2 separate regions of the Homo sapiens genome follow, and region 2 is linked to region 1. Evidence: chromatin contacts called from ENCODE Hi-C or POLR2A ChIA-PET data. All regions are on one chromosome and are shown on one strand. Each heading gives the region's core, a stretch centred on a gene start or an enhancer-like site at or near the end of the contact. The rest is flanking DNA. Distances are from core to core; before and after follow the strand shown.

Region 1 (3,568 bases), core at 107-2,606:
CTGGGCATGGTAGCATGCGCCTGTAATCCCAGCTACTCAGGAGGCTGAGGCTGGAGAATCTCTTGAACCTGGGAGGCAGAGGTTGCAGTGAGCCGAGATCCTACCACTGCACTCCAGCCTGGTGTCAGAACGTGGCCCCGTCTCAAAAAAAAAAAAAAGAAAGAAAGAAACGAAACTTTGAAGCATTCAATTTTTTTTTTTTTTTTTTTTTTTGAGACAGTGTCTTGTTTTGTTGCCCAGGCTGGAGTGCAGTGGGGGCACCATCATAGCTCAATGCAGCTTCAAACTCCTGGGCTCAAACGATCCTCCTGCTTCAGGCTCCCCAGTAGCTAGGAGCACAGGTGCATCAACACCTGAGCAATTTTTGTTTTGTTTTGAGAAAGAGTCTTGCTGTGTCATCCAGGCTGGAGTGCAGTGGCACTATCACTGCTCACTGCAGCCTCAACCTTCCAGCCTCAAGTGATCTTCCTGCCTCAGCCTCCAGAGTAGCTGGGATTACAGGCACACATCACCAGACCCAGCTGTTTGTTTTTTGGCAGAAACGATGTCTCACTATGTTGCCCAGGCTGGTCTCAAACTTCTGGGCTGAAGTGCTTCTCCCGCTTTCGCCTCCCAAAGTGCTGGATTACAGGCGTGAGACACCGCGCCTGGTCGATTTCTATTTTTTAACACAAAGCCGTATTATTTGGGGCAAGTCGATTTCATTATCTGGACCTCAATTCTTCCACTGGATAAACATTTCTTCCTTCCTTCAAATGTCCATTGAGCGTCTAGTTTTGTGCCGGACACTGCTCTTGGTGCTGAGCATTAAGTGATGAACAAAACAGACAAGGTGGAGGAAGATAAATGATAAACAAGTCAATAAAGAGATGAGACATAGAAATTTCAGCTAGTGTTAAAGCTATGAAGAAAATAAAACAAGGTTCTGTAACCAACTGGAGGCAGAGGTGCCATTTATTTAGTGGTCAGTGTGATTAGAAGAAGCAGAGGAGTGTCATGACCCAAAACACTCTTTCCAGTAGAATAAGATCTCTCGGGCTGCCAGAGTGGAAGCAGGCAGGCCCTTAGAATTGTAGCCGTCCAGACTAGAAAAACGGTGGACTGGAACAGGGTGACAGCAGCGAAGGCCGGCACTGGGTCCTGTGGCTCAGCAGGAGCAGAACCAAAAGTTGTGTTTCCCTTTAAGAGTTTGAGCCGCAGGGGCGGGGTTGAGGGAGGCTGGGGCTAGCAGAGGGCGGGAGGTCAGAATCAGGAAGAGCCTTCCCTTGGAGTGCGCGCGCGCGGTGCGGGGGCGGGATTTGGGCGAGTCCGCATGGCTGGCTCGGGCCCCGGATGAGGAAGTGCAGGGGGACCATAGAGACGAAGAGGTGGCGGCGGCCGGAGCGCCCCCGGCCTCTGTCGGCTCCGTAGGCTCAGGTAGACCTGGCGACGACGGGGCTGCAGCTGCAGGGGCTGAGCTGGCTGGGCAAGCGCGGGCCGCGGAGGAGGTCTCAGGGTAAGAGGCCGGGACTGGAAGGCTTCGGGCGTAGCCGCCCCGCCCCACTCCGCCCTAAAGGGACCCTCCGCCGGGTGGTGCTGCTAAAGGGGAGTCCAGGCCCCCCGCCCTCTCGGGGCGCGGAAAGGAACCAAGGCTGCCCTGTGGGCGGCGGAACGACCCAGGGAGAGGGAGGAGACCAGGCCCCGCGTCGCTAGAGAAAAGCGGCTTCTCCGAGTCATGGCTCCGACGCGGGAGAGAGACTCCTCTTCAACCTCGATACAACAGGGATCCCCCAACTTATCTCCTCGGAGAGGACGACGCCCCTTATCGGAGGCGTACGCTCTTTCTTAGCGCTCATCCGTTGGTCAGCAGAGGGAGACCCACTCCCAGGGTTCGAGGGGGATTCTGAACTTATCCTGAGGAGGAGTAAAAGATAACCCCTAAATGAGACCTTTCCCCCAACTTTGGTCAGCGTCACCCAGGTGAAGAGTGAGACCCAACTTGCCTGAAAGTGACAGAGGGGATCTTTCTTCCCAGTAAGAAAGAGACTTACCTTCCTCCTTTATTTTTCGCCTGTACCCCAAGATACGGAGAGGAAGACCTTGAAATTTTACTTTATGGTATCAGAAATCAACCTTTCTCCCTCTCCCCTCGTGATGTCCACAGAGAGACCCTCGCTTCTCTTCTTCCCTTTAAGCCTCTTGGTGTGCAGTGAGCTCCTTTCCCTTGCATTATTAAGAGCATGGCTTTTGGAGTGTAATCGTTGCAAACCTGGGTCTCTCACTTAACGTCTTTGTGACCTTGACTATTTGTTTAACTTGTCTGAATCTCAGTCCATCTCCAATTTGGGTTCTGTTTTCTTAGAATTGTCATGCGGGCTAAGGGAGCATTTGTGTAAATACTAGTTATATAGTAAGCTTTTGGTAAGCTGTTGCTATTACTATTACTTAATCTGTTAAAAAAGAAAACTAATATCTTGCACAGAGAAGCATATTTTTCCATGCATGCCCCTCGCAGCCTCCATCACAAGTGTTCAACCATCCTTTCTCACTGGAGTGGAAGACTCCCTCCCACTTAGGGGTTAGAGAAAGAGACACTTCCAGTCCCCTTAGATCCTGCTGTTCAATACTTTCCCAAATTAACAAAGAGGGCCTCACTGAAAATAATCAGTAAAAAAAAGACTTAGCTTTTGGAAACAGGTCTGTGCTCTTAAGAGAAAGTGAGACCTGATGCCAGACGCCAGCACTTCCTTTGTCCACAGAAGGTATCACTTCTTCCTGACTGGTTAGAGATGCCCTCTCCCACTTCCCTGACTTACTGTAGTGACAAAAAATCTTCCATCTGCACATCCTTCCCACCCCCCCAAGTGGGCGATTCCATATTCTTCCTGTCTTTTGCTCTCCCAAGAAAATGAAGACTCTATACCTTTGAGGAGAGATCTCTTCCCTCTTGTATATGGAAAATGACACAGATTGTTTCTTTTCTCCTTTTCCTTTATAAAACAGAGGAAAATCTTTTATACAGGAAGCCTCTGTCAGTAGAAATCAGGAGCATTTTCCAGTTTCACTCCTTACGTGGAGACAGGGATCCTTTTTCTGGATGTTATTAAAGGGAGGAAATGGGAAATAGTCCTTGATGCTTTAGAGATTTTCTGCACGCTCCATGTTGAAGCGCTTGCCCTGTTTAGTGTATGAACTTCCCTGCCTCACTTTTGGTTTGTCTTGGGATTTTATTAAAAAACTCTTCTTTCTTTGTTTCTCAAGAAGAGGCCCATTCTCCAAATTCCCTCTTGGAGGGAATGGCTACAATGTCTGAATCTTTGGAAAAGAAAGCCCCTTTCTCAAGGTGAAAAGAGTGTTGTGAGCTTCTGAGGGCCTGGTCATTATTGTGAGTATTGTTCCTGAAGCAAGCATGGCAGCGCCTAGTGTTATTAACAGCCCCTATGCATTGGAATTAAAGGGAGGGGAGACTTTCAGATTCGGGATTATTGAGGCACACGGTTTTATGTTCTGTTTTTTTTTTGCTTGTTGCTGTAAATTTTGTACCTCCAGAACTTTTGTTTTGGGGAGTGTTTGAATGACTAAAAGTTGC
Region 2 (3,848 bases), core at 1,314-3,813, 330 kb after region 1:
CTGATCTTCTCCTTCCCTCCAAATCTATTCTACCAAAAGTCCTACCATTTTAGTAATAAGAGTTCATTTTTTTTTTAGCTCAGGAAATAAAAAACATGGCTGGGTATGGTGGCTCATACCTGTAATCCCAACACTTTGGGAGACCGAAGCAGGAGACAGCTTGAGGCCAAAAGTTCAAGACCAGCCTGGGCAACATGGCAAATCTCCGTTTCTACCAAAAAAAAAAAAAAAAAAAAAAATTAGCCAAGCCTGGAGGCATGTGACTTAGCCCTAGCTACTTAGAAGGCTGAGGCAGGAGGGTCACTTGAGCCCAAGAGTTTTGAGCTAACAGTGAACTATGATTGTGCCACTGTACTCCAGCCTAAGCAACAGAATGAAACCGACCAGCCTGGCCAACATGGTGAAACCCCGTCTCTACTAAAAATACAAAAGTTAGCTGGGTGCGATGGCAGGCACCTGTAATCCCAGCTACTCAGGAGGTTGAGGCATGAAGCAAATGCTCTTCTTCAAGATATCCACTTGGTTCACACCTTCATGTCACCTCAGTAAAGACTTCCCTGACCAACGTTCTTAAAACTGCAACCCTCACACCAACACTCTTATCTCCTTTCCCTACTTTGTGTTCTTATATTTATCATTGACGAATACATTATATTTTACTCATTAACATTGTTTTCTATTCTATCCAATTAGAATATAAAAGCAGGGGGTTTCACTATTCCCTCTTCCATTCCTGCCCAGAGCCTAAAATAATGCTTGGCCCGTGGTAGGCACTCTATAAATTTGTGTTAAATGAATGAAAACAGAAGATATTGGCGGCCATCTACTTTATGCAAGCATAATATTGGTCCACACGCCCATATCATTCCCAATAGATAATCCAAAAGAGGAAATAAGTAGCAAAGGTAAGTCTGAGACTGGCTCCTATCCTAATCTTGAAGTTTTTCTTGTCAGTCATTATAAAGTCATTGTGTTATCTCAATTAGTGCAGGGAAAAGCCAGGAAATTTTCCAATGTCAGGGTCCATGCACCCCAATCCACTCCCCATTCCAATTCCTGCAGCAGCCTGCCCCATGTCATATTCCCCACTTACAGTGGCTGTGAGATTAATGCCTCCCTTGTCCTTCTTCTTAAAGCCAATGTTGGGGGGTTTGCTGTTCAAGCGAATGCCAAAGCCTTCCAGCTCATTTTCAATTATCTTCTTATGTCCCAAAGGTTTCAGGACATCCAGAACAATCAAGATCAAGTTACAGGTTCGGGCCACTGAAGAGTAAGAAAAAAACATACGCAAGAAAGTTCAATAAAGCCTTAACTAACCCAAATACTCAAGTAGAGGTGTTTTTTCCCCCTACATTTAAGTGTCAAAGGATTTTTCTGTAATACATACATGCATACGTGAAGTTCTTATAGCTACAGAAGATTTATACCAGAAGTCAATTTGCTTTGTATGCCATGAAATCAGCACCTATTTGCCCAAGAGTTGACACATTTTCTGTTGCCCAGGCTGGAGTGCAGTGGCACAATCTTGGCTTACTGCAACCTCTGCCTCCCGGGTTCAAGCGATTCTCCTCCCTCAGCCACCCCAGTAGCTGGGACTACAGGCACATGCCACCATGCCTGGCTAATTGTATTTTAGTAGAGACGAGGTTTCCTCACCATGTTGCCTGGGCTGGTCTCGAACTCCTGAGCTCAGGCAATCCGCCCACCTCAGCCTCCCAAAGTGCTAGGATTACAGGCATGAGCCACTGCGCCCACCCTTGGTTAGCAAATTTTTAACCAAATTTATTGAGGTACAATTTTTTTTTAATTGTATCCATGTTAAAGCACACAGTTCAATAACAAATGTATATACCTGTGTAACCACCAAACCAATCAAGACATGGAATATTTCCATCACCTACAGCATTCCTTTGTGCCTCCTTTCAATCTTCCCCACTATTGCCAGCCAACCACTGATCTGCTTTCTGCCACCATAGTTTGCACGTTTTAGAATTTCATATAAATGGAATCATATAAAATATATTATTTTGGCCTAGCACAGTGGCTCATGCCTGTAATCCTAGCACTTTGGGAGGTTGAGGCAGAAGGATTGCTTGGAGCCAGGAGTTTGAGACCAGCCTGTGCAACAAAGTAAGATTCAATCTGTATAAAAAAAAAAAAAAGTAGTCTTTTGTGCCTGCATATCTTATTTTTATTAATATATATTTATATTGACAGAGACAGAGTCTCGCTCTATTGCCTAGACTGGAGTGCAGTGGCATGATCATAGCTCACTGTAGCCTTTAACTCCTGGCCTCAAGCAATCCTCCTGCCTTGGTCTCCCAAACTGCCGAGACTGCAGGCATGAGTCACAGTATCTGGCCTTTTTCTATATTAAAATTCATTTGTCAAAAATCCTGCTTCCAGCTGGGCACGGGAGCTCATACCTATAATCCCAGCACTTTGGGAGGCTGAAGCGAGAAGATCACCTGAGGTCAGGAGCTTGAGACCAGCCTGGTCAACATGGTGAAACCCTGTCTCTGCTAAAAATAGAAAAACTGGCCGGCGCAGTGGCTCACGCCTGTAATCCCAGCAGTTCGGGACGCTGAGGCAGGAGGATCACAAGGTGAGCTGATTGAGACCATCCCGGCCAACATGGTAAAACCCCATCTCTACTAAAAATTCAAAAAATTAGCCGGATGTGGTGGCACATGCCTGTAGTCCCAGCTACTTGGGAGGCTGAGGCAGGAGAATCTCTTAAACCCGGGAGGCAGAGATTGCAGTGAGCTGAGATTGCGCCACTGCACTCCAGCCTGGGCAACAGAGCGAGAATCCATCTACAAAAATAAATAAATAAATAAATAATTAGCTGGCCATGGTAGTGGACACCTGTAATCCCAGCTACTCAGGAGGCTGAGGCACGAGAATCACTTGAACCAGGGAGGCAGAGGTTGCAGTGAGCCGAGATCATGCCACTGCACTCCAGCCAGCCTGGGCAACAGAGCGCCATCTCAGAAAAAAAAAAATATTCTGCTTCCATCAACTTTCTAGTTCCTCATTTTTTAAAATTCTCTTTTTTGAAGAGACAGGGTCTCGCTTTGTCACTCAGGCTGGAGTGCAGTCGCATGATCATAGCTCATTATAACCTCCACCTCCTGGGCTCAACTGATCATCCTGCCTCAGTCTCCTTGAATATCCGGGACTACACATGTGTGCCATGTCACATGGCTATTTTTTTCTTTTTTTTAATTTTTATTTTTGTAGAGACAGGGTCTTGCAATGTTGCCCAGGTTGGTCTCGAACTCCTGGCCTCAAGTGATCCTCCTGCCTCAGCCTCCCAAAGTGCTGGGATTACAGGTATGAGCCATTGCACCTGACCCTGACCCCTCATTCTTTTTTTGAGATGCAGTAGAGACAGCATTTCACCATGTTGTTCAGGCTGGTCTTGAACTCCTGACCTCATGATCTGCCCACCTCGGCCTCCCAAAGTGTTGGGATTACAGGCGTGAGCCACCATGCCCAGCCTCAGTGGTAGACTTTTTTTTTTTTTTTGAGATGGAGTTTCACTCTTGTTGCCCAGGCTGGAGTGCATTGGTGCGACCTCAGCTCACAACCTCTGCCTCCTGGGTTCAAGCAATTCTCCTGACTCAGCCTCCCAAGTAGCTGGGATTACAGGCATGGACCACCACTCCTAGCTAATTTTGCATTTTTAATAGAGACAGGGTTTCTCCATGTTAGTCAGGCTGGTCTCAAACTTTCAACCTCAGGTGATCCGCTCGCCTCAGCCTCCTAAAGTGCTGGGATTACATGCATGTACCACCATGCCCAGCCTGATTTTATTTTATTTATTTTATTTTTTTGAGATGGAG

Evidence for each region. Hi-C counts contacts between places; a loop is a spot of excess contacts on that map. ChIA-PET counts read pairs that join two places held with the same protein, here RNA polymerase II (POLR2A).
Region 2: POLR2A ChIA-PET joins it to region 1 with 19 read pairs in activated CD8-positive, alpha-beta memory T cell. The contact joins the enhancer-like site here to the promoter of PRR14L in region 1. A Hi-C loop is called at or near these places in 1 of 37 single-sample maps with no recorded cell type. POLR2A ChIA-PET finds 5 or more read pairs at or near these places in 3 of 52 experiments (MCF 10A, WTC11 and activated CD8-positive, alpha-beta memory T cell).

Annotation. Positions count from the first base shown.
Region 1 is chr22:31,747,920-31,751,487 of GRCh38, reverse strand. PRR14L (proline rich 14 like) reads left to right here and starts at 1,356. Exons shown (of 9, transcript NM_173566.3): 1 at 1,356-1,495. RefSeq lists enhancers at 1,131-1,425, 915-1,474, 1,714-2,346.
Region 2 is chr22:31,417,671-31,421,518 of GRCh38, reverse strand. DRG1 (developmentally regulated GTP binding protein 1) reads right to left here. Exons shown (of 9, transcript NM_004147.4): 5 at 1,094-1,263. Among named protein-coding and RNA genes, the nearest start is that of DRG1, 20 kb to the right of the region's middle. Within about 2 kb of position 2,563, at least 2 of the 41 ENCODE cell types and tissues checked have a DNase peak (open chromatin) inside an H3K27ac peak, as active enhancers do.